2 separate regions of the Homo sapiens genome follow, and region 1 is linked to region 2. The links are chromatin loops, found by intact Hi-C in ENCODE. Cell type or tissue: B cell. All regions are shown on one strand. Links, peaks and the distances in the headings refer to the core of each region. The heading gives the core; the rest is flanking DNA.

What was found. Peaks named below come from ENCODE experiments on the same cell type or tissue, not always from the same donor. Only the 100,000 strongest peaks of a DNase experiment are listed, where the experiment ranks them.
Region 1: it touches region 2 in a loop (7-fold over the local background); 108 of 110 quality-filtered maps call a loop at or near these places.

What each region holds. Positions count from the first base shown.
Region 1 is chr12:53,414,847-53,424,309 of GRCh38, reverse strand. SP1 (Sp1 transcription factor) reads right to left here. Exons shown (of 6, transcript NM_138473.3): 6 at 7,864-9,463. It overlaps AMHR2 (anti-Mullerian hormone receptor type 2), which reads right to left and starts at 455. Exons shown (of 11, transcript NM_020547.3): 1 at 327-455; 2 at 1-22. The coding sequence starts at 375. RefSeq lists a cis regulatory region at 2,368-2,886 and an enhancer at 2,571-3,137. In B cell, for the core only: no CTCF peak of the experiment used is centred there; a DNase peak (open chromatin) is centred at 6,709; H3K4me3 peaks cover 311 bases; H3K27ac peaks cover 357 bases.
Region 2 is chr12:53,347,280-53,358,425 of GRCh38, reverse strand. No RefSeq gene overlaps it. Among named protein-coding and RNA genes, the nearest start is that of SP7, 16 kb to the right of the region's middle. RefSeq lists a silencer at 5,610-5,669. In B cell, for the core only: CTCF peaks have their summits at 5,437 and 5,640 (motif pointing left); a DNase peak (open chromatin) is centred at 5,635.

The sequences.
Region 1 (9,463 bases), core at 5,172-7,671, 65 kb before region 2:
CAGGTTCGCCTGTTTGGGGGTGCTGAGGCCCAGGGTGGGGAAAGGAAAAGATTCAAGGTGGGAGTGAATGCAGAGGCAAAAAACTGGCCAAAAGAATAGACAAAACATGTTCCACATCCCAGCGTCAGTATGGTAAAGCCACAGGAGGAAGCAGGGTCAGCAGAGGCCTGGAACCTGAGCCCTGCCATGGGGACACATGGCTCTATCCTTCACCCTTACTCACCCAGCCCACTCACCACTCTTCCAAAGGGGTGGCTCTTGCTTCAAGCGCCCCTTTCCCTTGCTGGATGGATGGAGAGACCCTTCCCCTCCCTGTAGACACTTACCTTCCACAGCTGTGGGAAGTAATGCCCAAAGCCCCAAAGACCCTAGCATCTTGCTGGAGGATGGCAGCAGCAGAAGGAGAAGAGCATAAGCCAGCACAGCTGCCCCTGGCCAAATCTTTCTTCAGATACAGGGCATCCTGGGGCTTCTGATCCCTCAGTCCCCAACTCCGCCCCCCTCATCCTATCCCAGCCTCTGTGGGGGAGAAGGCTGCTGTGGGGGAGAGGGTGGGTGTGGGGAAAGCAGGGAAAGAAAGGGAGGAGCAGAGAACCAATCTCATATCCTCTTCTCTTCTGCAACCTCCTCTTTGCTCTGCATAGTGAGAGGAGGGGAACTTGGAGGCCCAGCTGAGAACCCAGTGATGCCTAATTTCAAATCTTTGCCCTTCCCTGACCTTGGAAGAAGATGCTGGACTCTGTTGACTCTTCTCAGGAGGAAACCAATGTGAGGTCAAATGCTTAGAGCCATTCAGCTCTGCCCAAGATCCTTTCTAGCCTAAGATCTCTTTATATTCAGGGTTCATATCTGCAACTGCTTGGGCAGAGGAAGGCCTCACAGCCCATATTAGAGGTTACCTTGTTTTCCAACTTAAGAATCAGAAAGTATACAAAACTTACCTGAATTTTTAAAAAACACATTGAAAACAGTAACAATGGTAAATTTTGCTATGTGGATTTTTTTTTTTTTTTTTTTGAGACGGAGTCTCGCTCTTCTCCCCCAGGCTGGAGTGCAGTGGCACGATCGCAGCTCACTGCAACCTCCGCCTCCTGGGTTCAAGCTATTCTCCTGCCTCAGCCTCCTGAGTAGCTGGGATTACAGGCGCCTGCCACCACACCTGGCTAATTTTTGTATTTTTAGTAGAGACGGGGTTTCACCATGTCAGCCAGGCTAGTCTCGAACTCCTTACCTCAGGTGATTTGCCCGCCTCGGCCTCCCAAAGTGCTGGGATTATAGGCGTGAGCCACCATGCCTAGCCGTGGATTTTACTTAAAAAAAAAAAACACATTGGTTCACAGGCTGAACAAATACCCATTATTAAGGAGGTAACAAATTTCTTATCAAGCACCTACTATGTGCTGGGGCACAGCTAGGGCTATGCATTTTACAATCATCTCATCTAATTCTCCCCTGAAATATTTATTATTATTATTTTATTTATTTATTTTTTGAGACCGAGTGTCGCTCTGTCACCAGGCTAGAGTGCAGTGGTGCCATCTTGGCTCACTGCAACCTCTGACTCCCTGGTTCAAGCGATTCTCCTGCCTCAGCCTCCCGAGTAGCTGGGATTACAGGCACGCACCACCATGTCCAGCTAATTTTTGTATTTTTAGTAGAGACAGGGTTTCACCATGTTGGCCAGGATAGTCTCGATCTCGTGACCTCGTGATCTGCCCGCCTTGGCCTCCCAAAGTGCTGGGATTACAAGTGTGAGCCACTGTGCCTGGCCTATTATTTTTATTATTTCCATTTTATAGGTAAGAAAACTGAACTTACGTAAGTCGCCCAAAGTCATTCAGCTAGGAAATAGCAGAGCTGGAATTTGAACTTAGGCAGGTCTGACTCCAAAGTCCAGGTTCTAGTCTTATTTTTATTATTATTTTTGTACTTTTAGTAGAGACGGAGTTTCACCATGTTGGCCAGGATGGGGTCGATCTTTTTTTTTTTTTTTTTTTTTTTGAGATGGAGTCTTGCTCTGTCGCCCAGGCTGGAGTGCAGTAGCGCGATCTCGGCTCACTGCAAGCTCTGCCTCCCGGGTTAACGCCATTCTCCTGCCTCAGCCTCCCGAGCAGCTGGGACTACAGGCGGCCGCCACCACGCCCGGCTAATTTTTTGTATTTTTAGTAGAGACGGGTTTTCACCGTGTTAGCCAGGATGGTCTTGATCTCCTGACCTCGTGATCCGCCCGCCTCGGCCTCTCAAAGTGCTGAGATTACAGGCGTGAGCCACTGCGCCCGGCCGAAGGGGTCGATCTCTTAACCTCGTGATCCCTCCGCCTCGGCCGCCCAAAGTGCTGGGATTGCAGGCGTGAGCCACCGCACCCGGCCGGCTCTATTCTTTGTATTACACTATACTGCCTGAAAGACGTACAAAATTCAACAATGAAAAAAAATTACCACTTAATACTATACTTGGACATTTGAATTTAAATTGTTGAGAAAATATGCATCATTACCTGCCAACAGGCCACTAACTAAAAAGGGAGGGTACAGTTCAAACTATCACCACCAGAGGTCAGCAGAGGAGAAATTCCCTGCTGCGGTGAGAGGGCAGAAAGTACCTCCTCTGATGACTAATACATATAGTATACCTCCTACATTTACTAAGCTTCAGGGACTATAAAATGTGAAGGGCGGGCACAGGATGTGGAGAGTTTCAGCATGGAGTTGGGAGGAGAGGGCTATGGCTTGTTCTGCAGTAGAGACAGAGGAGTCCAACTCCACCAGACTCTTTCCCAGAGTAAGAAACAACAGAAATAGGTAATCACTTCCACACCTGTGAGCCACTGGCTCCTTGAGAATTAAGAGTCAGAGGGGACTTGTTCTCTGTTTCCCTAGCTTTCTGTCCCCCTAGTGGCTTCCTGGAAACCCTTTCTTGGAATGATCTGGCTTAGACCAGGGAGGACAGTCTGAGTACCGACATTTTTTTTTTTTTTTTTTTTTGAGACGGAGTCTCGCTCTGTCACCCAGGCTGGAGTGCAGTGGTGCGATCTCGGCTCACTGCAACCTCTGCCTACCGGGTTCAAGCGATTCTCCGGCCTCAGCTTCCTGAGTAGCTGGGACTACAGGCGCATACCACCACGCCCGGCTAATTTTTGTATTTTTAGTAGAGACGGGGTTTCGCCATGTTGGCCAGGCTGGTCTCAAACTCCTGACCTCAGGTAATCCGCCCCCCTCGGCCTCCCAAAGTGCCGGGATTGCAGACGGGAGCCACTGCGCCCAGCTTGAGTACTGACTTTTTGATTCTGGGGTCTTTCTTCTGGGAAACCTGCATGAAAGGAAGAGATAGTAAAAGTTCCAGTAGTTGTGAAACAGCAGCGGGAGGAATGACCAGGGCTCGAGATAGCCGCCCATCCTTCTTTGGACCCTTCCAGGAGTCTGCAGGGCCTTGCCAGTGAGATGGAATGTTGTGCTTCCAGCTACTTTCCTTCACTAGCCCCAGATCAGATAAGTCTGGGGTGGTGTGTGTGGTGGGGTGTGAGGGGAGATTTGAAGGTGAAATAGCTTCTTTTGTCTGGAATGTCTCAGGAGACTATCTCCTCCAGAGTGGGAGCAGCGTAAGGATCAGGCAGAAAGGCAGTCTCCTCACCCAAAGCTTCGGATAACTAATTCTTTCCAAGATAGAAACATTCCAGTCAGGTTTATGGGAACTATACCTGCTCTGGGCTGTTAGGTTTTAGAGTTAAGATGGTGATAGAGGCTGGGCGCTGTGGTTCATGTCTGTAATCCCAGTACTTTGGGAGGCCAGGAGTCCCCCTGGGTAACATAGCGAGACCCCCACCTATATTATTTTTAAAAAAAAATTTCCTTTTTTTTTGAGACGGAGTCTCACTCTGTCATTCAGGCTGGAGTAAAGTGGTGCAATCTCCGCTCACTGCAACCTCCGCCTCCTGGGTTCAAGCAATTCTCCTGCCTCGGCCTCCCAAGTAGCTAGGATTACAGATGCCTGTCACCATGCCTGGCTAATTTTTTGTATTTTTAGTAGAGATGGGGTTTCACTATGTTGGCCAGGCTGGTTTCAAACTCCTGATCTCAGGTGATCCACCGCCTAGGCCTTCCAAAGTGCTGGGATTACAGGCGTGAGCCACTGCGCGGGGCCAAAAAAAATGTATTTCATTAGGTGCTGGGCCTACAAAGATAGAGGTGTGATTACTGCCCTCTGGGAACTCATAGTGTAGAAATGCAGGTGGATATTGACAAGCAACCGGAAAACTGTGTTTCCTACTAGGGGCATGAGGAAGGAGCTATACAAATAGATCAAGTAAGCTAATTCTGCCTAGGGCATAGAAGAAAGGTGCCCAGAGAGTTTCACAGAGAAGGGGATATTTAAATAGTCCCAAAGGTAAACACAATGGTAAGAGGAGAACAGTCCTTCTAAGCAAAGGGAATGGCAAGAGTAAAGGCATGGAGATATAAACACAAAGGCTTGTGTGTTAAAGGTGGAAGGAGTGAGGAGGAAGCAGTATGAGATATGAGACAGAAAATCACCTTAGAGAGAGACGGACCAGATTGGACAGGTTTTCAATTCTGTATCAAGGAGCTTAGGCTTTCCCTAAAAGCAAAGAATTTTAGGCAGGGGCCTGGTGGCAATTGGAAGATGGATGACTACTGGGGTTTGGAGAGATCAGTTGCAAGACCTAAGCAGTAAACAAAGTGAGTACTGAGACAGTGGAAATGAAAATAAAAGAGGAGGCCGGGCGTGGTGGCTCACGCCTGTAATCCCAGCACTTTGGGAGGCCGAGGCGGGCAGATCACGAGGTCAAGAGATGGAGACCACCCTGGCCAACATGGTGAAAACCCGTCTCTACTAAAAATACAAAAATTAACTGGGCGTGGTGGCGCGCGCCTGTAATCCCAGCCACTCAGGAGGCTGACGCAGGAGAATTGCTTGAACCTGGGAGGCGGAGGTTGCAGTGAGCCGAGATCACGCCACTGCACTCCAGCCTGGCGACAGAGCGAGACTCCATCTCAAAAAAAAAAAAGAGGAAAAATTTGATATATATTGTATAGGTAATGTTGACAGGATTGGCAATCAAATTAGTGTTAGTAGGTGAAAGGGAGAACTAAAAGATGATTCTGAGGTTTCAAGTATGAGTGATCAAGGAGCAGTGGGTGATATTATTAAGGGAGATGTGAAACACAAAGAATTATTTCTCCTTCTACTGTGTTGAATTTATCTGGAGGACATCCAGATGAAAATGTCTAGCAAGCAGACTTCCAGGTCAAGAGACAAGTTAGGGCTCAAGATTTGGGAGTCATCAACATGGACACAGTCTTATGTTAGAGTCTTATGTTAGAGTTTAAGAGGGAAAAGGGTAGGGAAAGGAAAGGACACGAGACAGGAACACAAATACTAAAGGGACACAGGAAGAAGTGGCTATGAAGGAGACTAAAAAATATAGAAATGTGCCACACACGGTGGCTCACGCCTGTGATCCCAGCACTTTGAGAGAGGCCGAGGCAGGCAGATCACCTGAGGTCAGGAGTTGAAGACCAGCCTGGCCAACATGGTGAAACCCTGTCTCTACTAAAAATACAAAAATTAGCTGGGCGTGGCAGCCGGTGCCTGTAATTCCAGCTACTTAGGAGGCTGAGGCAGGAAAATTGCTTGAACCCGGCAGACAGAGGTTGCAGTGAGCCGAGATCACACCACTGCACTCCAGCCTGGGTGACAGAACAAGACTCCAGCTCAAAAAAAAAAAAAAAAAAAAAGAAAAGAAATTTGAAGGAGAACCAAGAGTGTATCAGTGTCACATTCTATGGGAAGAAAGCTCTAAGATACAGTAGTCAAAAGCAGCACATTGAAGCAGTGAGGTCTAAGAGGTTAATAATTGAAAGATCACCAGAGCTGGCAACCAGATGGCTGATGCTAACAGGAAAATTTCTGGTAAATGATGGATGCTGAACAAAGTAGCCTGGGCTAGGCGCAGTGGCTCATGCCTTTAATCCTAGCGCTTTGGGAGGCTGAGGCAGGTGAATTGTTTGAGCTCACAAGTTCCAGACCAGCCTGGGCAACATGGCGAAACCCTGTCTCTACAAAAAATACAGAAATTAGCCGGGTGTGATGGCGCGTGCCTGTAGTCCCAACTACTTGGGAGGCTGAGGTGGGAGGACAGCTTGAGCTTAGGGGATGGAGGTTGCAGTGCGGCAAGATGAGAGTGATGCCACTGCACTCCAGCTTGAGTGATAGAGCCAGACCTTGTCTCAAAACAAACAAACAAACAAACAAAAAAAACCAGTCCTGGCACGGTGGCTAACGCCTGTAATCCCTGCACTTTGGGAGGCCGAGGCGGGTGGATCAGCTGAGGTCAGTTCAAGATCAGCCTGGCCAACATCGTGAAACCCCGTCTCTATTAAAAATACAAAAATTAGCCGGGCATGGTGGCGCGTGCCTGTAATTCCAGCTACTTGGGAGGCGGAAACAAGAGAATTGCTTGAACCCAGGAGGTGGAGGTTGCAGTGAGCTGAGATCGTGCCACTGCACTCCAGCCTGAGTGACAGAGCAAGACTCCATCCCAAAAAACAAAAACAAAAAAAACAAACAAAAGCAAACCCACAAAGTAGCCTGAGGATTCAATAAAGGAAGAGAAAAATGAGTGTAAACTACTTTCACTAACTTTGGAAATGGAAAAAACTAATCAGTAGCTTGAAGAGGAAGCTGAGGTTTTTTAAAATGGGGGAAGGGGGAATACTTGAACATGTTTTTTTTTTTTTTGAGAGTCTCGCTTCGTTGCCCAGGCAATGTGTAATGGCGTGATCTTGGCTCACTGCAACCTCCGCCTCCCGGTTCAAGCAGTTCTCTTCCCTCAGCCTCCCAAGTAGCTGGGATTACAGGTACCTGCCCCCACGCCCGGCTACGTTTTTGTATTTTTAGTAGAGACAGTGTTTCACCATGTTGGCCAGCCTGGTCTCAAACTCCTGACCTCAAGTGATCCACCCAGCTAAGCCTCCCAAAGTGCTGGGATTACAGGGGTGAGACACCGCGCCCAGCCAGAACATGCTTATAGGCTGACAAAAGATAACAATGACTGTAGCTGGGAAAATCTGAGCAACAAAATAGTAATGGATTATAATCCATGTATAAAATAAATACACATTAATACATACTAATATAAATTGACTAAACAAATGAGGGAGAAGAGACAAACCTTTTTTTTTTTTGAGACGGAGTCTTGCTCTGTCGCCCAGGCTAGAGTGCAGTGGTGAAATCTCGGCTTACTGCAAGCTCCGCCTCCCGGGTTCACGCCATTCTCCAGCCTCAGCTCCCAAGTAGCTGGGACTACAGATGCCCGCCACCACGCCCATCTAATTTTTTGTATTTTTAGTAGACAGTTTCACCGTGTTAGCCAGGATGGTCTCGATCTCCTGACCTCGTGATCCACCCACCTCAGCCTCCCAAAGTGCTGGGATTACAAGCGTGAGCCACCACACCTGGCCACGATGTCAGTTTCTTAATTTTGACAATGTACCATGGTAATATGTTAACAATGAGGGAAACGGGTAAGGATTATATGGAAACTCTGTTCTAGCTTTACAACTTTTCTGTAAATCTAAAATTATTCCAAAATAAAAAAGCATATGAGAAAAAAAATAAAGTTAGTGTTGCCTGTTTGTCTTGGTCCTCCACATTTCCGTGTAGTTGTGGCACATTGATCTGGTCATGAAACCATTTACCCGGGAGTTAAATATAGGGCAATTGCACTAATTAACATGTATGGAGCACAACACAGTGTAGCTGGAAACCTTTGTTAGGTTCAGAGTATGAAGTTACAAACGTACACTCTCACCATTCCCAACCCTCTTCAATACACCAGAGACATGGTTTTTTATTAAAAAACTTTTTAATTGGTTTACAAAGGAGGCTACAGACTACATTGAAACTAATCTTTGTACAAAAGGCCAAAAAAAAAAAAAAAAAAGTCCCAAAACACCAAGAGACAAAAGGTAGGAGGAAAGACAAGAAAGGAAGATACAAAAGGAGCAGGAAGAAACTTACTTAGGGACAAGATTAGCATCATACATACCTAAGAGTGGGGGGTGAGGGGGAAGAACAAGATGAGAGAGCATTTAAAAGCATTTACCCACACAGCCCTGGTGATAATTGGATTGGAATCAAAACAAACACAGCATGAGATTATTAAGAGGTTTTAAAAGGCAACAGTGGTGTGGACTGGTTATTGCCAGTGTTAAGAGAGAAATAAACTTGGGTTTTTAGGCACCAGAGATTGGAGCACCACCCATCCCTTCCAGAGGATGACAGACTTAGGAAGGGGAAGCAGGCCCTGGGGCAGCTGCCACTGGTGTGTGTAGATGTCTCCTCAGGTCAATCTCAGTGTATCTTCCCCGAAGTCTTTGTGCCCTAGACTCTAGGTAAGGGCTATGGGATTTCACTGGGAGAAAGGGATGATCAAAAATATGAAGACCTGCCCTTGTCCACAATGTTCAAGAGCAGTTACCGGGAAACTGGAGCACTGGGTAGACAGAGCCCATATCCCTGGGGAAAAGGCACAGTGTAATTCCTGAAGGCAAGATATGGGAAAGCACACATCCCAGCAGAGGTATCAACAAAATCCTCACTACTTGCAGCCCTAGTCTAATCCCATTTGTTAGGCTTTTTTTTTTTTTTTTTCCCCTGATACTTAGCTAGGACTTAGGGCAGTTGAGAGGCAGATCATCATGCCTCTACTTTCTTAGCAGAGACAAGGAAGACTGGGGCTGTTTGATAATGAGGAAGGGGAAAATGGGACAAAATACTCCTCTTTCAAATGAACACTGTGGAGAAAATCTTTCTGGGTTTGGGGAAGTCAGAGTAAAGACTTAGGGGAGTAATAAAGCCAGAGACCCCCCTTCTTTTCCTTTCCCTGCCTTGGATCTAAGGCAAGTGAGCCAAATTTGGAAGAGGGAGTAGGAATTTAAGCTTAAGGCTGCTTAATGTCTTCCTGGGGGCTGGTGTTTTGGGAAGGCAGACAAAGAGAAACAGGTCAACCTCAAAGCTGGTCTGCTCATCCTCTTAGAAGAGGTCTGGTATCTGTGGAGTAGAGCCAAGAGAGGCACCACAGAGAGCACAGTCTCCCAAACAGAAGTAATAACCGGCTCATATTTTATCAGCAGTTTTCAAAAGCAATGTTTTCCGGGGTTGGAGAAGTGCCATATCTTCCTCCCTTTCCCCAAAGCTACTGCTGCGACCTTTCTTTCATCCTTGTACATAAGTTACTGGCTCTCTTCTAAGGGAGATAAATTCTGAGATTTCACATTTTCCCTCTCAACCCCAATAGGCTACCCAGCTTCAGTGAGGGGGAAGGAGAGCTATGCAAAGGGCCCCTCACTTGAGGCAGCTAGACTGTCCTTATTTCCTTGGTACCTGATCTCCAAAACTCTTGATCTGATCCCAAGGTCCAAAAGGCATCAGGGTACTTACACTG
Region 2 (11,146 bases), core at 4,530-7,029:
ACAGGCGTGAACCACCACGCCCTGCCTTTTTCTGTTTTTTGAGACAGAGTCTCACTTTGTCACTCAGGCTAGAGTACAATGGCTTGATCTCGGCTCGAGGCAGCCTCTGTCTCCCGGGTTCACGTGATTCTCCTGCCTCAGCCACCCATGTAGCTGGGATTACAGGCACCTGCCATCATGCCTGGCTAATTTTTGTATTTTTGTAGAGAATGGGGTCACCATGTTGGCCAGGCTGGTCTTGAACTCCTGACCTCAGGTGATCTGCCTGCCTCAGCCTCCCAAAGTGATGGGATTATAGGCGTGAGCCACTGTGCCTGGCCTACACAACCTCCGTCTCCCAGGTTCCAGCAATTCTCCTGCCTCAACCTGCCGAGTAGCTGAGATTACAGGCATGTGCCACCTCACCCGGCTAATTTTATATTTTTAGTAGAGACAGGGTTTCTCCATCTTGGTCAGGCTGGTCTCCAACTCCTGACCTCAGGTGATCCACCCGCCTCGGCCTCCCAAAGTGCTGGGATTACGTGCGTGAACCACTGTGCCTGGCCAAGATCTCTGTTTTAATGCTGGTCATTAGAGGGGCGAGGTGGCTGATGCCTGTAGTCCCAGCTACTTGGGAGGCTGAGGCAGGAGAATGGCGTGAACCCGGGAGGCGGAGCTTGCAGTGAGCTGAGATTGGGCCACCGTATTCCAGCCTGGGTGACAGAGTGAGACTCCGTCTCAAAAAAATAAAAATAAAGGCCAGGCGCAGTGGCTTACCCTTGTAATCCCAGCACTTTGGGAGGCTGAGGCGGGCGGATCACGAGGTCAGGAGATCGAGACCATGGTGAAACCCCTTCTCTACTAAAAATACAAAAATAAAAATTAAATTAAATTAAAAATAAAATAAAGTGTTTCAGTTGGTTGTTGGGGCTCATGCCTGTAATCCCAGCACTTTGGGAGGCTGAGGGGGGCCGATCATGAGGTCAAGAGATTGAGACCATCCTGGCTAACATGGTGAAACCTTGTCTCTACTAAAAATACAAAAATCAGCTGGGCGTGGTGGCACATGCTGCCTATAGTCCCAGCTACTCGAGAGGCTGAGGTAGGAGAATAACTTGAACCCGGGAGGTGGAGGTTGCAGTGAGCTGAGATCGCGCCACTGCACTCCAGCCTTGTGACAGAGCAAGACTTGACTCCGTCTCAAAAAAAAAAGTTTCATCCAGCAAAAAAAAGATTTATACATGTTTCTACAGGTATATCTAGTTTATCACTTCATTTATTTTATTTGTTTGTTTGTTTTTGTTTTTGTTTTTTGTTTTTTGTTTTTTTGAGACGGCATCTTGCTCTTCTCGCCCAGGCTGGAGTGTAATGGCACGATCTCGGCTCATTGCAACCTCCACCTCCCAGGTTCAAGCGATTCTCCTGTCTCAGCCTCCCAAGTAGCTGGGATTACAGGCACCCATCACCACACCCGGCTGATTTTTGTATTTTTAGTAGAGATGGGGTTTCGCCATGTTGGCCAGGCTGGTCTCAAACTCCTGACCTCAGGTGATCTGCCTCCCTCAGCCTCCCAAAGTGCTGGGATTACAGTCATGAGCCACTGCGCCCGGCCCATTTATTTTATTTTTTATCGTAGAGATGGGGTCCTGCTATGTTGAGCAGGCTGGTCTCTAACTACTGGCTTCAAGCAATCCTCCTGCCTCAGCCTCCCAAAGTGCTGGAATGCTAGAATTGCAGGTGTGAGCCACTGCACATGGCCTAGTTTATCACTTCTAACTTATGCATAGTATTCCCTGCAAGATGGAGAACTAGCTTCTTTTTAACTTTTTTATTATTATTATTACTTTTTGAGACATAGTCTTACTCTGTTGCCCAGGCTGGAGTTCAGTGGCACCGTGTTGGCTCACTGCAACCTCCATCTCCTGGGTTCAAGCAGTTCTCCTGCCTCAGCTTCCCAAGTAGCTGGGATTACAGGCACCCACCACCAAGCCCGGCTAGTTTTTATATTTTTAGTAGAGATGGTGTTTCACCATGTTGGCCAGGCTGGTCTCAAACTCCTGTCCTCAGGTGATCCACCCACCTCAGCCTCCGAAAGTGCTGAGATTACTGGTGTGAAGCCACCACGCCTGGCCAAGAACTAGCTTCTTGAACCAGAAAGCTGTCATGAATATTCTCAAACATGTTACCTTATAGTTCTGTGTAATACTTTCTCATGGTGAAGATTCTAATATAAAAGCCTGGTCATTTCACCTCCTTACTCCACATCTTTCAATAACTCTTCATTTCTTTTTCTTCTTTTAAGTTTCTGTGGGCTTTCTGAGAACAAAGATTAGACCTTGAGTGCAGTGGTAGGACGGCAGCTCACTGCAAACTGTCTCCCCAAGCTCAGGTGACTCTCCCACCTCAAGCTTCCCAAGTAGCTGGGACTACAGGTGGATGCCATCACGCCTGGCTAATTTTGTGTGTCTGTGTGTATTTTTACCTGAGGTGTGGTTTCACAAAGCCTTCCAGAGGCCAAGGCTGGTCTGGAACTCCTGGACTCAAGCAATCCACCCGCCTCAGCCTCCCAAAGTGCTGGGATTACAGGCATGAGTCACTGTGCCCAGCCTCTTTTTTTCTTCTTTCTTTTTTCTTAAGACAGGGTCTCATTGGGCGCAGTGATTCACGCCTGTAATCCCAGCACTTTGGGCGGCTGAGGTGGGTGGACCACCTGGGTTTAGGAGTTTAAGACTAGCCTGGGCAACATGGCGAAACCCAGTCTCTACCAAAAATACAAAAAAATTAGCCGGGTGTTGTGGTGCTCGCCTGTGATCTCAGCTACTCAGGAGGCTGAGGTAGGAGGACTGTTTGAGCCTGGGAGGCAGAGGTTGCAGTGAGTCAAGATTACGCCATTGTACTCCACCCTCAGTGACAGAATGAGACCCCATCTCAAAAAAAAAAAAAAAAAAAAGGTCTCATCATGTAGCTGATCTGGAACTGGGCTCAAACTGGACTCCAGCGACCCTCCTGTGGGACTATAGGCATGTGCCAGTACATCCAGCCCTTCTTTTCTTTTGTTTCTTCTTTTGTTTTTTCTTTTCTTTTATTTTCCTTCCTTTCTCCCTCCCTCCCCACTGCCTTCCTTCCTGCCTTCCTCCCTCCCTCGCTTCCTTCCATCCATCTTGCTCTGTCACCCAGGCTGGAGTGCAATGACATTATCATAGATCACTGCATGTTTGAACTCCTGGGCCCAAGGTCTCCCCCTGCCTCTGCCTCCAGAGTAGCTGGGACTATAGGTGTGCACCACTGTGCTTAGCTCCCGGCTCTTTATTTATCTTCATTAACTCTTTTTTTTTCTTTTTGAGACGGAGTTTTTGCTCTTGTTGCCCAGGCTGGAGTGCAGTGCCGCGATCTCGGCTCACTGCAACCTCCGCCTCCTGGGTTCAAGCGATTCTCCTGCCTCAGCCTCCCGAGTAGCTGGGATTACAGGCACGTGCCACCATGCCCAGCTAATTTTTTCTATGTTTTTAGTAGAAACGGGGGTTTCATCTTGTTGGCCAGGCTGGTCTTAAACTCCTGACCTCAGGTGATCCACCTACCTCGGCCTCCCAAAGCAGAGGCATTATAGGCATGAGCCACTGCGCCCAGCCTTATCTTCATTAACTCTTATAACTTTTTTTTTTTTTTTTTTTTTTTCTGAGACAGAGTTTTGGTCTTGTTGCCCAGGCTGGAGAGCAATGGTGCAATCTCGGCTCACTGCAACCTCTGCACCCCGGGTTCAAGTGATCCTCCTGCCTCAGCCTCCCGAGTAGCTGGGATTACAGTCGTGTGCCATCATACCTAGCTAATTTTGTATTTTTAGTAGAGATGGGGTTTTACCATGTTGGTCAGGCTGGTCTCGAACTCCTGACCTCAGGTAATCTGCCCCCTCAGCCTCCCAAAAATGCTGGGATTACAAGCATGAGCCATTGTGCCCGGCCAACTCTTATAACTCTTGAAAGAAGTTCCTGACAGGTATTCACCAAATGCATGTTGATTTGAGGAGAGAATCCAGACCATGCTAGCCTCCACTGTGGGAAGCTGGGCCTGTCCTGTCCCTGTGCTGGTGAAGCAGGGCGTGTACATTCATGTTCTCCAGAGATTGTCTGTCTTACTCCTCCTGGCCCACTTTCCCCTACTGCCACCTTTTCCCCACCGTACTGTATGCATCTGCCATTCATCCTTCACAGTTCTTTTTTTTTGAGATGGAGTTTCGCTCTTGTTACCCAGGCTGGAGTGCAATGGCACAATCGCAGCTCACCGCACCCTCCGCCTCCCTGGTTCCAGAGATTCTCCTGCCTCAGTCTCCCAAGTAGGTGCAATTACAGGCATGCACCACCACGCCCAGCTAATTTTGTATTTCTTCTTATTTTTTTTTTGGAGACAGAGTCTTGCTCTGTTGCCCAGGCTGGAGTGCAGTGGCGCGATCTCGGCTCACTGCATCCTCTGCCTCCCTGGTTCAAGAGATTCTCCTGCCTCAGCCTCCCGAGTAGCTGGGACTACCGGTGCGCGCCACCACACCCAGCTAATTTTTGTATTTTTAGTAGAGAAGGGGTTTTATCATGTTGGCCAGGATGGTCTCGATTTCTTGACCTCGTGATCCACCCCGCCTCGGCCTCCCAAAGTGCCGGGATTACAGGCGTGAGGCACCACATCCGGCCAATTTTTGTATTTTTAGTAGAGACGGGGTTTTACCATGTTAGCCAGGATGGTCTCGAACTCCTGACCTCAGGCAATCCACCCACCTCAGCCTCCCAACGTGCTGGGATTACAGGCATGAGCCACCATGCCTAGCCTAATTTTGTGGTTTTAGCAGAGATGGGGTTTCTCCATGTTGATCAGGCTGGTCTCAAACTCCAGACCTCAAACAATCCGCCCACCTTGGCCTCTAAAAGTGTTGGGATTACAGGTGTGAGCCACCACGCCCGGACTCATCCTTCACAGTTCTACACTGTGGTTCCCTTCTCTGGGAAGTCTCCTCAAGACTGAGCTGGGGACTGCTACCTCAGCATTGGCCTTTGTAATAACTGCCATGTGGCAGGCAATGACCTTTATGTATTTCTCCTTACGCAGTGAATTTTTATATATCATCTTAGTCTACTATGAAGGTCTTCTACCCCCATTTTATACACAAGGAGACTGAGGCTCAGATAGATAGCGCAACTAGCAAGCGTTGGCACTTTAATTCACACCCTACTCTGACTTCCAAGGGAGTGTACTTAAGCACTACTCAAACTGCCTCTCAGTATCATACAAGTGTAGTGTTTACCAAGCTCTCTTCCACTAGGTTGCACACTTCTTGTTAAATGTTATATTGTACACTTCTAGCACATACCTGGCACACAGTAAATGCTTAGGAAATGTCTGTGAAAAGCAATCAGGTAGGCTAGTGGGGCAAGAAATAGACCAGCACTTGCTGAACTCTAACTAGGAGTCAGGATACCTTGTGTTTGCCCTCTCTGTACCAAGACTGTAGGGAACGATAGAATAAGTACCATAACTCTGAGACTTTTTCCCACCTCAGCCCTTGCCTCAAGCGCTGACAACTCTGCCACTGTCCCCTGCAAAAAAGGTACCAAAACTCTGTCTCCAGCCATGAGCCCCAAGCAGTCCGTGATAGGTGTTGTTGAGCGGCTCACTTCTGCCACCTGGTGGTAGTAACAAGCCTTTCTTATTCTCCAGGGCAGTGGACCCAAGGGAAGGTCTTGTCTAGAAAAGAGTAGAAGAAGCTCTTTGCACACTGCCCTTTCCCCTGAGGGTTTTCTTTTTGTGGAATCCTTTCTCATTTGCAGCACGCCTTGACATTCCTGTTTTCCAATATGCTGAATTGGATAGAGTTAAGACCCTTAAAGATCCTAAGCTCGGAAAAGATTGTGGTGCGCACCTCTACCATGAGGGCTTCAAGACAGAAACAATACAAAAAGCTGTCCCGGCGCGGTGGCTCACGATTGTAATCCCAGCACTTTGGGAGCCCGAGGCGGGCGGATCATCTGAGGCCAAGAGTTCGAGACCAACATGGCGAAACCCACGTCTCTACTAAAAATACGGAAAAAAATTAGCTGGGCATGGTGGCGCGCGCCTGTCATCTCAGCTATTCAGGAGGCTGAGGCAGGAGAATAGCTTGAACCCGGGAGGTGGAGGTTGCAGTGAGCTGAGATGGTGCTACTGCATTCCAGCCTGGGCAACGAGAGCAAAACTCCCTCTCAAAGAAAAACAAAACAAAACAAAAAAGGGCCGGGCGCGATGGCTCATGCCTGTAATCTCAGCATTTTGGGAGGCCGAGGCGGGCGTATCACGAGGTCAAGAAATCGAGACCATCCTGGCCAACATGGTGAAACCTCATCTCTACTAAAAAAAATACAAAAATTAGCTGGGCGTGGTGGCGCACCGCTGTAGTCCCAGCTACTCGGGAGGCTGAGGCAGGAGAATTGCTTGAACCCGGGAGGCGGAATTTGCAGTTGGCAGAGATTCCGCCACTGCACTCCAGCCTGGGCGACAGAGAGAGACTCCGTCTCAAAAAAAAAAAAAAAAAAAAAGAATCAGGCCCCCACCCACTGCAAGCTCCGCCTCCTGGGTTCACGCCATTCTCCTGCCTCAGCCTCCCGGGTCGCTGGGACTACAGGCGCCCGCCACCACACCCGGCTAATTTTTTTGTACTTTTAGTAGAGACGGGGTTTCTCCGTGTTAGCCAGGATGGTCTCGATCTCCTGACCTCGTGATCCGCCCGCCTCGGCCTCCCAAACTGCTGGGATTACAGGCGTGAACCACCGCGCCCGGCCTCCCTGCCCACCTTCTTATCCCTCGCTCCCACCAACTCTAAGAAAACACATTTCAGGCTGGGCGACGTGGCTCACGCCTGTAATCCCAACGCTTTGGGAGGCCGAGGCGGGTGAATCACCTGAGGTCGGGAGTTTGAGTCCAGCCTGACCTACATGGAGAAACCCCATCTCTACTAAAAATACAAAATTAGCCAGGCGTGGTGGCACATGCCTGTAATCCCAGCTACTCAGGAGGCTGAGGCAGAAGAATCGCTTGAACCCAGGAGGTGGAGGTTGTGGTGAGCCGAGATCACGCCATTGCACTCCAGCCTGGGCAAAAAGAGTGAAACTCCGTCTCAAAAAAAAAAGAAAATAAAATAAAACATATTTCACCTTCAAAGAAGGATCCTAAAATGGTAATCTCTCTCATTTGTTGAATACTGTTTTTTTAAATGAGTTTCATTAAGAATAGCCATCTTGACTTTTGTCAAATGTCTTCTTAGCATCCATTGAATTGATGATATGATTTTTCTTTTCTTTTATTTATTTATTTTTTTTGGAGATGGAGTCTCGCTCTATCCCCCAGGCTGGAGTGCAGTGGTGTGATCTCAGCTCACTGCAACCTCTGCCTCCCAGGTTCAAGCGATTCTCCTTGAGAAGATTAGCTGGGATTACAGGTGCCTGCCACCATGCCCAGCTAATTTTTGTGTTTTTAGTAGAGATGGGGTTTTGCAATGTTGGCCGGGCTGGTCTCGAACTCCTGACCTCAGGTGATCCACCTGCCTCAGCCTCCTGAAGTGCTGGGATTACAGGCATGAGCCATCACGCCTGATTGATTTTTCTTGTTTAACATATTAATGTGTTCTTTTTATTTAATTTATTTATTTATGTATTTATTTTGAGATGGAGTATCACTCTTGTCACCCAGGCTGGAGTGCAGTGGTGCGATCTGGGCTCACTGCAATCTTCACCTCCTGGGTTCAAACAATTCTCCTGCCTCAGCCTCCTGAGTAGCTGGGATTACAGGTGCTCACCACCAAGCCTGGCTAATTTTTGTACTTTTGGTAGAGATGGGGTTTCACCATGTTGGCCAGGCTGGTCTCGAACTCCTGACCTCAAGTGATCCGCTCGCCTGGGCCTCCCAAAGTGCTGGGATCATAGGCCTGAGCCACCGTGCCTGGCCTATTTTTATTTTTATTTATTTATTTATTTTGAAACGGAGTCTCGCTCTGTTGCCCAGACTGGGAGTGCAGTGGCGCAATCTCGGCTCACTGCAAGCCCCGCCTCCCGGGTTCACGCCATTCTCCTGCCTCAGCCTCCCGAGTAGCTGGGACTACAGGCGCCCACTGCCATGCCTGGCTAATTTTTTTGTATTTTTAGTACAGACAGGGCTTCACTGTGTTAGCCAGGATGGTCTCGATCTCCTGACCTCATGATCCGCCCGTCTCGGCCTCCTAAAGTGCTGGGATTACAGGCATGAGCCACCGCGCCCAGCCCTATTTTTATTTTTTAAGACAGAGTCTTACTGTGTCACCCAGGCTGGAGTGCAGCGGTGCAATCTTGGCTCACTGCACCCTTCGCCTCCTGGGTTCGAGCGATTCTCCTGCCTCAGCCTCTTTTTTTTTTTGAGACGGAGGCTTGCTCTGTCTCCCAGGCTGGAGTGCAGTGGAGCCATCTCCGCTCACTGCAAGCTCTGCCTCCTGGGTTCACGCCATTCTCCTGCCTCAGCCTCCCTAGTAGCTGGGACTACAGGTGCCCATCACCACGCCCGGCTAATTTTTTTTATTTTTTTTAGTAGAGACAGTATTTCACCATGTTAGCCAGGATGGTCTCGATCTCCTGACCTCGTGATCCGCCCGTCTTGGCCTCCCAAAGCGCTGGGATTAAAGGCATGAGCCACCGCACCCGGCCTACCTCAGCCTCTTGAGTAGCTGGGACTACAGGTGTGTGCTAACATGCCTGAATAATTTTTGTATTTTTATTAGAGACAGGGTTTCACTATGTTGGCCAGGCTGGTCTCGAACTTCTGACCTCAGGTGATCCACCCACCTCGGCCTCCTAAAGTGCTGGGATTACAGCCGTGAGCCACCACACCTGGCCTAATGTGTTCTTTTTTTTTTTTTTTTTTTTTTTTTTTTTTTTTTTGAGATGGAGTTTCGCTCTTGTTGCCCAGGCTGGAGTGCAATGGCAGGATCTCGGCTCACCACAACCTCCACCTCCCAGGTTCAAGCAATTCTCCTGCCTCAGCCTCCCGAGTAGCTGGGATTACAGGCATGCACCACCATGCCCGGCTAATTTTGTATTTTTAGTAGAGACGGGGTTTCTCCATGTTGAGGCTGTTCTCGAACTCCTGACCTCAGGTCATCTGCCCGCCTCGGCCTCCCAAAGTGCTGGGATTACAGGCGTCAGCCACCGTGCCCGGCCGAGGTGTTCTTTATTAACTAATTCCATTCATTCCTGCGGTAAATCAGAAAGGGACCTTAGAGATCATGGAGACTAGTGGTTCTCAATTAGACATAGCCAAATTACTATTTCTTTTTTTTTTTTTTAAGAGATGGCCTTCTCAGAGATTGCAGTAAGCTAAGATTGCGCCACTGCACCCCAGCCTGGGTGATCTGTCTCAAAAAAAAAAAAAATGTCATGTTGTACAGGCTGGTCTAGAACTCCTGGCCTCAAGCCATCCTCGTAACTCAACCTCCTGAGTAGCTGGGATTACACGTACATGCCACCATGCCCGGCAAATTCCTTCATTTTTGAATGAGGAAATAGAGGCATTGAGAAGTAAAGTGAGTCATCTATGCCTTCAAATATGGTCCCTAGTTTTTTCTTTTTTCTTTTCTTTCTTTCTTTTTGTGTGTGTGTGTGTGTGTGTGTGTGTGTGTGTGTGTGTGTGTGTTTGAGACGGAGTCTTTCTCTTGTCATCCAGGCTGGAGGCTGGAGTGCAATGGCGTGATCTTGGCTCACTTCAACCTCTGCTTCCTGAGTTCAAGCAAGTGTCCTGCCTCAGGCTCCTGAGTAGCTGGGATTACAGGCACTCACCACCAAGCCTGGCTAATTATTTTGTGTTTTTAGTAGAGATGGGGTTTCACCATGTTGGCCAGGCTGGTCTCAAACTCCTGACCTCAGGTAATCTGCCCAACTTGGCTTTCCAAAGTGCTGGGATTACAGGCGGGAGCCATTGTGCCTGGCCCCTAGTTTTCTCCTGTATCTCTTTTCCCTAACCACACTACTAAATTCCTAAAGAGCAAGGACTGAGGGTTGTATACAGCATTTTCTCTACAGTGTTTCACCCAAGAGGCCACTCAATAAATGCCATTGACTACCAAATTGACGAATTAGTCTTTTGTATTGGAGCTAGAGCAAAAAGTTACAAGCTAAAAGGAAGATAGACGATGATGGTTATACCACATAAAGGACTTCTGGGCAAGGCATGGTGGGTTATGCTTGTAATCCCAGCACTTTGGGAGGCCGAGGTGGGAGGATGGCTTGAGCCCAGGAGTTCAAGACCAGCTGGAGAACATAGGGAGACCCTGTCTCTATAAAAATATAAATAAATAAATAAATAAATAAATAACTTCTGGATAGTTGGAGGCAAACCATTAAATATGTGAGTAAAGATGGCTTGACGTGTTGCCACCCCAGGTGAGCTTGGGAAAGGAAGATATACCTTCTAACTGGGCCACAAAACTGAAGAAAGAACACAAGGACTTTTGGCCATCCTGATTAGCTTTGGTTCTTATGATTATATAGTCAGTCCCTCATCCGTTTGTGGTAACCATGCATCCCAGATTTTCTGGAACTTTCCAATTTCAAATATTTCCCTAAACCAGTAATATGTTCCAGGAAAGAGAAGACTATGTATCTCCATCCTCAGCTTTTCCATAGTTCTGTCCCATAGTGTATCCATGCACAAATCTGTGCCCTTTCTAGCAAAAGACAAATGAGGGATGTAAAAATTAGGGTCTTCAGGCCGGTCGTGGTGGCTCAGACCTGTAATCCCAGCACTTGGGAGGCCCAGGCGGGCAGATCACAAGGTCAGGAGATGGAGACCATCCTGGTTAACATGGTGAAACCCCGTCTCTGGTAAAAATACAAAAAAAAAAATTAGCCAGGAGTGGTGGTGGGCGCCTGTAGTCCCAGCTACTCGGGAGGCTGAGGCAGGAGAATGGCATGAACCTGGGAGGTGGAGCTTGCAGTGAGCCGAGATCGTGCCACTGCACTCCAGCCTGGGTGACAGAGCGAGACTCCGTCTCAAAAAATAAATAAATAATAAAAATAATAATACAAATACAAAAAATTAGCCGGGCCTGCTGGCGGGCGCCTGTAGTCCCAGCTACTCGGGAGGCTGAGGCAGGAGAATGGTGTGAACCCGGGAGGCGGATCTTGCAGTG